3 separate regions of the Homo sapiens genome follow, and all the other regions are linked to region 3. The links are chromatin contacts, found by Hi-C or POLR2A ChIA-PET in ENCODE. All regions are on one chromosome and are shown on one strand. Each heading gives the region's core, a stretch centred on a gene start or an enhancer-like site at or near the end of the contact. The rest is flanking DNA. Distances are from core to core; before and after follow the strand shown. Region 1 holds the start of PHF12 (PHD finger protein 12). Region 2 holds the start of GOSR1 (golgi SNAP receptor complex member 1). Region 3 holds the start of GIT1 (GIT ArfGAP 1).

Region 1 (2,878 bases), core at 150-2,649, 640 kb after region 3:
CCAATTCTTAGGTCTGCCATAAATGCACTATGTGACCTAGGCAAATCACTGCGCCTCCCTGTGCATCTGGAAAAGAGGGGATTAAATCAGATGGTCTCTAAACCCTTGCTAGTTTGACGACTCTGAGAATGCTGTGTCCCTTAACATTAAAAGTGGGCCGAGCACAGCTACGAAGCAACAATTCCAACTAAACCCCTAGTGTCAAGCACAACGATACAATTCTCTTTTCCACTGCTTCATCCACCATCAGGCAGCAATAACCAACCGCCCATCTCTGACGGCAATACCAAGGGGAGGAGCGGGCGCCCTGAAAAGGAGCATGAATCCCCGCCCAGAATGCGAGGCGGGCCCTCAGACTACAAATCCCGGCATGCAGCACTGACGCTCTCAAAAGTATCCCTTCCTGGCCGGCAAATGACTCTTCCCCGGGTCTATCCTACCATAGAGTGCATCGCACGCACATGGAACTACAGTTCCCACAATCCATCAGACCTATCGCGATTCTTGCTCCCAGGATGCAATGCGCCCCCGTTCGCCCTTTAGACCCTTTGGCGTTGCAAACTGGGAGTTGGAGTCCGGGGTACGCAGGTAGCTGGGCGTTGTCAGGATTACAAACTCTCCACTTTAGGCTTCCTCTTGAAGAGCAGATCTCAGGGACAGTGGTGAAGAGAGGGTGGTAACGGGCAGGCGGAACTCTCCAGTGCCACCACCACGCAAGGCAGGGATGCTGAGGATACAATTAACTGATAAAATTATCTGTCAGGAGCGGGAGAGAATTAGGAACCACAGTCATCCCACACGCCTCCAAAAGCGTCATTTTCTGTCTCAAATGGCTTTTCTCTTTACCAATATGGTGGCCTGGTCCAGCCACACCCGATGGTAGAACCAAACGGTCAAGTACAACATCCCTAGGAATACTGCTGTCACCGACAGGCGACCAGCTCCATCCAACACCACACCTTGCTCCTTTCTGTTCATGCCTGAGGACTCCAAGGGCATGATAGCCCATATCCCATTACCAAAATGGCGAAAGGAGCAGCTTTCTTGTGAGGGCCTGCGGAAGGCAATACGCCTGCGCGGGAGGCGTCTGTGTTATGGAGAGGAAGGGGGAGCACCCCCAACACGCCTGCGCAGAACAGAGTCGTCTTAGTTTGCACACAAACACCAATGGATGAACAGTCCCTAGCTTCCTGCGGCTGCGCCTTGACCCCTACAAGCTTTCTCAAGCGCCTGCGCGAGACCTCAGGTCCCGCCCTTTTGTCTCAGTGCGCTGGCGCAGGGCAGAAAGGTGGGGCTTCGGTCCTCCAGACGAATGCCAGCGCGGCTGCGCGCTGGGGGGTACTCCCTCACCGCGGCTGCGCGGGAGCCAGGCCGCCGGCTGTCACTGCGGTTGCGCGCGGCGAGCGCCGATCCCGGGGCGCCTGCGCGGGTGGCTTTGCGGGCGCTCGCGGTAAGTTTGCGCCAAGTGCGCGGCAGCCGGGACGCAGACGGCGGCGGCGGCGAGAGGCGGAGCCCGGGGACCACCCCCCATCACCCTCCCCCCAGTCACCTCACGTACCACAACCTCACGTAACCTCTCACCCCCCCTCCGATACCCCCAGCCCCGGGATGGCAGCGCCCGCCAGCCTTCCCGGCCGGACCGGCTGTCGCCAGTGCCGGCTTTAGCCTGTGGGACTAGGCCCCGCCGAGGCCTGACCCCCGGAGCCGGGACCCACTGTGCAGCCAGCAGCCGGGCCGGGACTGAGGGGCCGCTCCCCCCTCGCGGCCCGTCGGGAGGACGCTGTCGTCCCGGGGACTGGGGGCCGGGGGGTGGGGGGGAGCCAGGGCGAGGAAGTCGGGACCCGTATTGGGAAAAAAGCGGGGCCGGGGTCAGGAGCGCCCCCTCCCCTCACCTCCCCCCTCCCCCCGGGGTTGGGGGGGCCGGAGCAGAGAGCACCCAGCCCGGGAGGTGGATGAATGTGGGAGAAAATGGAGACCAAGACGATCGTGTACGACTTGGACACATCAGGGGGGCTGATGGAGGTAAGAGTGGCCCTCCTCATCTCCTTCCTCCAGCGCCGGGAGGGAACCTCCGCCCTCCGCCCCACAAAGCCAGTCCTAAACTCGAAGCGCCTAGATGGCCGAGGGAGGGGGATTCTTCCTCACCTAGCCTCTCCCTCCCCTCTTTGCAATTTAGGGGGCTGAGCTCAGCCTCCGAGGACGTTTGCAGCAGTTTCACCTACCCGCCGCCCTCGATTCGCTCTCCCGAGGCGCCAGCCCACTCCATCTCGTTGCACCGGCAGGCCTCCCCACCCCCTTCTTGTTGGCCCCTTTGTGCTTCCCCCAGCACGTCCGGGTACCGGGCTTTGGGCCTCTCCCGAGCGGGTCTTTGGAGTCCCCCACTGTCCATACAAGGAAGTGGCAAGAAGGGAACCGCGCACCCTCTTCCCATCCCCCTACCCTTGATCCTCCCCATTTGGAAGAAGCTGTTCTCGTTGTTGTGCTGCAGGAACGCGGTTAGGGTGGGCTCCCCCTGGTTCCGGGGGCTGAGAGATTCTGGGAGCAGCCTGGATGGGAGGAAGAAGGACAAAAGGGGGGAGAGGGGTGGGTGACGGAGAAACCGCGCCGGGGGGGCGACGGACCGCCCGGGAGCTCCGAGTGTGCACACACGCCGTTTGTATGTGTGTGCAGCAAATCCAAGCTCTGCTGGCTCCCCCCAAGACGGACGAGGCAGAAAAGCGCAGTCGGAAGCCTGAGAAGGAGCCCCGGAGAAGCGGCAGGGCCACCAACCACGACAGCTGCGATAGCTGCAAGGAAGGTGGAGATCTCCTGTGCTGCGACCACTGCCCGGCTGCCTTCCACCTCCAGTGCTGGTAAGGTCTGGGGACCCTTTTGGAGC
Region 2 (2,751 bases), core at 130-2,629, 890 kb before region 3:
TCAGGAGATCAAGAACATCCTGGCCAACATGGTGAAACCCCGTCTCTACTAAAAATACAAAAATTAGCCAGGCGTGGTGGCATGCATCTGTAGTCCCAGCTACTAAGGAGGCTGAGACAGGAGAATCGCTTGAACGCAGGAGGCGGAGGCTGCAGTGAGCCGAGATCGATAGCGCCACCGCACTCCAGCCTGGGCGACATAGCGAGTCTCCAAAAAAAAAAAAAAAAAAGTTTTCTAGCTGGTACACACATTTCAAATGGGCATTGTAATACATGTTTTAAACTATAAGCACGCTTTTCTGTGATTGGAATAATTGTCTTCTCTAGTAGGAAACATAAGTAAAAGCATTTTGAAAGTATGATAGGCAAATCTGGATAAATTTAGAATTGAGTTTCTTAGACCAAGGGGCTGATAGTGACAATACTGTGGTTTCTAGAGGCTTCAGTGTATAGCAATAAAAACAGGTCAAAGGAATTTGGAAAGTAGTTTCTATGCGGCTGTAAAGCAAAGAGACAGTTGGGAGAAAAAGGTGAGCTTTCTCTGCTCTTGTTGATCATCATAATCCACGAATGAGTTTTATGTAAGCTCACTTTATCCGACTATAGTTTCAGGAATTAAACAAATGCATTTGTCAAATCACAGGAAGGTTTTTTTGGTGGGAGAAGTATAGCAAATGTAACTGCAATTCACACAGGTTCTCTCAACTTTTTCAATAAAACCGATTCTAGACTCTAGAGCAGAAGGGTAAGTTATTTTCTCCTCCTTCAAACACCCAGTCCTGGAAGTCCCCAACCTGTAGTTGTCATGGAGACCCAATAAGAGACATTCTGTCTCCTATTCTCTTCATACTTCCTCCGACGGACCGGAATGCAAGTTCCTCCTTCTCTTTTCCCACTCAGTTTTCCAATAGTGACCTCAGCTCCAATGCGCTGACTCCTCCAGTCTCCGGGGCTCTGGATCTTCTCCCTCAACATTCGTTTCCTCTCAGAGTTCGTACCCCAAGCCCCTTCGTCCGAGTTCCATTACTCCCTCAACACAATTCTACCCAGGCGATTGAGAGCCCTCTTCCTCTACATCCCCGCTCTGTCCACTCTGCCCAACCCCTGCCCCACGTCCCGCTCACACGCCCCGGCCAGGCCAGACCCCTACCCCAGACCGTTCGGTATCCCCAAGGCCCCGGGGATCCCACTTAGGCAAGCCCCGCTGCTCAGCTCGGCCGCTCCGGGAGTCTGGTTCTTTCCTGTGCTGCTTCTCCCAAGATCTGTCCTCACTCAGCCCCTCTCACCCTCGTAGGACGCACCCGGAGGCCTTCTCGCCCTCACCTTCCCAGTAACTGCTGGTCCCTGCCGCCATCTTTGTCGTCCAACGTCAGCCGGGATAGGGGAGCAGAGGCGATGCAGGCCGGAAAGTCACCATGGTGCGTGTTTCCGCCTTGAGAGCCAGGGCCGACGGGATGCGAGCCTCCGCGGACACTGCCACCTGCTGATCAATTCGTTATCTTACAGCTTTTAAGTAGCGAGAGAGAAAAAACTTCGGCTTTAGCTCCTGTCTTTCATTCCCGCTTTCTGCGCCCCAAACCATCATCATCTCCCTCATCTCGGCTTATCCTTTCTCTCAGCAGGTGCCTACTTGACTGGGAGGAGAATCATCCTCAGGCAACTCCCTCAATTTCCCTCACCTTGTCTCTAATTTGTATCTTCAGCCAATTTCTTCCTTTCTCAGACATAGAGACCCTTTCTTCCCAGAGCCATTTCCTTCATCCTACCTCCCCGCCTGTGCTCCATCATCCACGTTCTTTGGCGTATGCGCTCTTCTCCACTGGCTGCTTTCCTTGTCTACAGCAGTTCTAGTCCCAGCCCTCTTTGTCCTTGTCAGCCGCCACATCTAGAAAGAGTGAGCTAACTGCTTCTACATGCTCTCGGCCTGAGCCCTCAACCTGATAAAATCTGCTGTCCAAACCCACACTTTATAGATACATAAATTATCACAGTCTACCGGTGCTGACTTAATTCTAGTGAAGTGTAGAAACCTTAATTCCTGTAAAGTTCTTTCCCCCACTCATTTATAATATAGTTGTTTTTAAGTATTTCCTCTGCATTCATTGAGGAGAACCACATCAGTGTTACAATATTTGCTTCAAGGGTCAGGCATAAGTTAGAGAATTCAAGAGAAGAGGAAAGCTTACTTGATTTATGCATATTTTACTCTTCTTCGTTCCTAGTGTCCCAAGATTCCTTTTTCTAATCGTTTCCTTTCTGTTTCAAGAATTTCCCTCAGCCATTTTTTTTTTAAAGAGTAGATCAGCTGGTGACAAATTCTATTAGTTTTTCTTCATCTGAGAATGTCTTGATTTCCCTTCATTCTTGGGGGATCGGATATTGTTGCCAGATATACAATCTGAAGTTGACAATTTCTTTCTTCAGCACTTGAAAAATGTGCCAATTCCTTCTGGCCTCCATAGTTTCAGATAAGAAATTGACTAAAATTGGAATTGTTTTTCCACTGTAGCTAAAATACATTTTCTCTCTCACTGCTTTCAAGAACTGTTCTTTAGTTTTCAGAAGTTATGATGTGCCTTGGTGTAGATTTCTTTGGATTTATCCTGTTTGGGATATCCTCAGCTTCTTGATTCTGACATTTATGTCTTCTGCCAAATTTGGGGGATTCTCAACCATTGTTTCTTCCAATACTTTTTCTGTCTCATACTGTTTCTCTTCTTTTTCTGGGAGTCTGATGACGTGAATGCTAGAT
Region 3 (3,087 bases), core at 182-2,681:
AAGCCCATGGACTCTGGTGAGAGAGCAGCTCGGGGCGGCAGGTGGTGCTCCCCCCTACACACCAGCTAGGTATCGTTGCTTGCAAAAGCCCCACCAGCTGAGCGGCTGGCTGTCGAGGGAGGGGAGGCCTGCAAGATTTTTTTAAGGTGCAATTATAAATAAAGCCCATGGATCGCGATTTCAAACAAACTTGTCAATCTGGGCCGCAGCAAAAGGCGATGGAGGCAGCTTTGCATGTATTTCGGGTGGTGTGACTCATGAGCATTACTTGTCTCCCCTAGGGAAGGAGCCTGCCCACCCACAAATCACTGCCGCTCTGGCACCGTTGGGATAATCGACCAACTTGAGCACCCCTGCCAAAGGACTGCCCCCATCTTAACAAGCAGGAGTCTCTGACTCTTGGAGAACCCCTCCTCAATTGTCACCACTGACCTGGCCCCCAGGTCTGGCCCTGGGGACCTCTACCCTCTCCCCACAAGCAGAGTGCCCGGGCCTTTTGCTGCTGCAGGGATTGGGGGTTGGGTACACGCGCGGCACACGCGTATGGGGGCGCATGCTCAGTGCGGGGGCTGCGCTCATGTGCGGCCTCTACCTAGGCTCCCTGCCCCCCAGCCCACCCACGTCCCTCACCTGCCTTGCCTTTGCCTGCCTCGTCGTGTGAAGTCCAGGAAGAAAGGCCGTCACCTGAAACGGCCCCTCTATGTTATATGCACCCTTTCTGGACACACACACCTCTGGTGGCCCAGAAACACCGTGGGTGTGTGTAAGGCGGATGACAAGTGGATGTGAGTGCACACAGGCACAGTGGTCACTCCTCGGGAGGTCTTTAAAAACCGCCCAGATTCTCTCCTCTCTGGATGGAAGGATGCATGGAGAGATAGATATATTTTTAGTCCGGAGGCAGGGGAATACACTGCCTGACCTTTCTGGCACCTGGGCGTCCATATTGTTAGCAGTGGGCGTATTCAGCAAGAGTGTGACACATACACACACACCCCTGGACACACAGATGTGGACACCTACGGGACAGGGACGCACACCTCACCCCAACCAGAGATAGACGGGTACCCCAAGGCACAGCCCCTTTGACCTGGAGCGGGACTTGGGCCTCCAAGTCCTTCTTCCCTAATCCCCACCCTCGCCGTCCGTGGGCCCAGCGTCCCCCGGTCCACCCCACGCGGAAAGTGAAGGGGAGGGGGCTGTGAGGGTGACTCACATTGCCTCCGGGCCAGGCGAGCGCTGCAGCGGAGGCCAGGGCCGCAGGCCACGCTGCCCGCCGGGGCCGGGCATCTGCCGCGGCCCCTTTAAGCGCCCCCGCCCCCTCCTGCCCGCGCCCGGGCTTCCTTTCTCTAGGGGGCGCGGCCGGCAGCGCGCGGCGGGGCGGGGGTGCGGCCCCTCCCCCTGTGGGCAGGGCCTGCGCCGCTTCCTGCAGAAGCGGCCGGGAGCCGCGCAGGGGGCGGAGAGAGGAGCCGCGAGCGGCGGCGGGGCGGCGCGGGGCGGAGGGCGCCCGAGGGCGAGCGGGCAGGCGGGCACGGCGGGTTCCGGGCCAGCCCCGGGGCGGACGGTTGGCCGGGCGCGCGGAGCCTCGCCGGGGCCTCGCCGGAGCCGGGCCGGGCAGCAGGGGCCGCCGCCGCCGCCCGGGCCCGCCGCCCGCGCCCCCCACGCTGGCCCAGAGGGCTGCGGCCGCGTCGCCGCTGAGGATGTCCCGAAAGGGGCCGCGAGCGGAGGTGTGTGCGGACTGCAGCGCCCCGGGTAAGCGCGGCGGGGCCGGGGGCGGGACCGCACAGCCAGGCCGCCGCCGGGCGGGCGCCGGGGCCTGGCAAGAGCGCTGTGCGGGGCCGGAGGGCTGGGCGGGGCGGGGGGCTGCGGCCTCCAGGCTGGGCCCCCGCCTCGGCCACTGCGGAGCTGCGCCCTTGGCGGGAGGGCCGGCCTGGGGTGCCCATGCTCCCTGGAGGCCGTGGACTAGCGAGGAAGGACGTTCCCGGCGCCGCCTCCCGCTCCTCGGTCTGAGGGAGGCGGGCAGCTGGCTGCTCCTCCACCTCCATCTCTGTATCCGACGGAAGCGCCAGCCTGGGGTGGCAGGAGGGCCGTGGCGGAGGCCGTCAGGGCTTGGGAGGTGGGGGCGAGTGTGGTTTTATGTCATCTCAGTGCCACCCCCGCGTCTTGCACCTGCTGCTCGCGTGGTCGGTACGCCTGCCGGGGTGGTGGAGGGCAAGGAGCAGAGGGCCGGGCAGATGCGCCAGTGGGGCCTGAATACCGTCTCCTCAGGAGCAGATGAGCGGTGGCTACTCCCAGGACTCCCTGCCTCGGGTTCCTAAGGCTAGCGCTCCTTGCCGGGCCTGGCGTTCAGGGCCAGTCTAGACCCGGGTGTCTTCTCGGGAGGCATCCCCAGGCCTGCTGGTGGTGACTGGGAACAGCTCGGCTGGACCCTGCTGTTCCTGTTCACCGGTAAGGCCTGCTTGGGAAAGTGAGCTTGGCATCAAGCTATCCTGGGTGCGGGCCCCTCCCTGTCCCCTAGCCCAGTCTGGCCAGAAATGGGTGGGAGGCCGTGCCGAGATTCCCCGTATCCTGCTGGCTTCCTGGCCTGTCTCCTGGCTGTATTTACATGGTGGTTCCCTTCCTTTTCCTAACAGAGTTAGGACTGGGCTGGAGTGAAACCCCCCAGGCCTGCTGAGGAAGTCAGGGGTAATGATCCAAGAGGCTGCTCCCTTCTGATGAGGGAGGACAGCCAGTGACGGGGCTCTGCAGCTGGCCTGGGAAGGAAGCTCTAGCCCACATCCATTCTTTCTTTAGCAAAGGAGCTATCTCCCTGGTAGGCCCCTGGGCAGGCTGCGGAGGTCCGTGAACTCTAGCGGGGCTGTGGGCATGATTAAGAGTGAGAGTATGGGGTGCTGGTTTGTGGGCCCATAACTTTCAGCCACCCCTTGAGCAGGCCCAGGACCCCACCGGTTGAGCCTCACAGATGCTCTGGTGGTTCTGGGGGTGCCAAGCTAGAGTATTTGGGAACTATGACTTAGCAGGGCTTGGGCACAAAATACTCCATAGGTGGTTATGACCAAGGCCTCCTAGGGGCTTATCATGGTTTAG

What was found. A loop is a pair of places that touch in the nucleus more often than their neighbours do. ChIA-PET counts read pairs that join two places held with the same protein, here RNA polymerase II (POLR2A). Pooled maps may share reads with other maps.
Region 1: a map of CD4-positive, alpha-beta T cell shows a loop between it and region 3 (2.9-fold over the local background). The contact joins the promoter of PHF12 here to the promoter of GIT1 in region 3. A Hi-C loop is called at or near these places in 1 of 168 maps with a recorded cell type or tissue (CD4-positive, alpha-beta T cell), 3 of 37 single-sample maps with no recorded cell type and 11 of 50 pooled maps. POLR2A ChIA-PET finds 5 or more read pairs at or near these places in 1 of 52 experiments (activated CD4-positive, alpha-beta T cell).
Region 2: a loop to region 3 is called in a pooled map, with 8 times the contacts of the local background. The contact joins the promoter of GOSR1 here to the promoter of GIT1 in region 3. A Hi-C loop is called at or near these places in 1 of 168 maps with a recorded cell type or tissue (CD4-positive, alpha-beta T cell) and 4 of 50 pooled maps. POLR2A ChIA-PET finds 5 or more read pairs at or near these places in 1 of 52 experiments (H1).

The regions. Positions count from the first base shown.
Region 1 is chr17:28,950,039-28,952,916 of GRCh38, reverse strand. It overlaps PHF12 (PHD finger protein 12), which reads left to right and starts at 1,399. Exons shown (of 15, transcript NM_001033561.2): 1 at 1,399-2,022; 2 at 2,671-2,852. The coding sequence starts at 1,957. It overlaps LOC105371716 (a long non-coding RNA gene), which reads right to left and starts at 1,315. Exons shown (of 5, transcript XR_001752822.2): 1 at 1-1,315. RefSeq lists enhancers at 275-896, 598-1,007, 1,108-1,157 and a silencer at 1,328-1,597.
Region 2 is chr17:30,476,036-30,478,786 of GRCh38, reverse strand. It overlaps GOSR1 (golgi SNAP receptor complex member 1), which reads right to left and starts at 1,379. Exons shown (of 9, transcript NM_001007025.2): 1 at 1,323-1,379. The coding sequence starts at 1,353. RefSeq lists enhancers at 1,116-1,335, 1,486-1,635.
Region 3 is chr17:29,587,992-29,591,078 of GRCh38, reverse strand. GIT1 (GIT ArfGAP 1) reads left to right here and starts at 1,431. Exons shown (of 20, transcript NM_014030.4): 1 at 1,431-1,752. The coding sequence starts at 1,701. RefSeq lists enhancers at 451-1,350, 2,250-3,087 and silencers at 1,103-1,582, 1,843-2,032.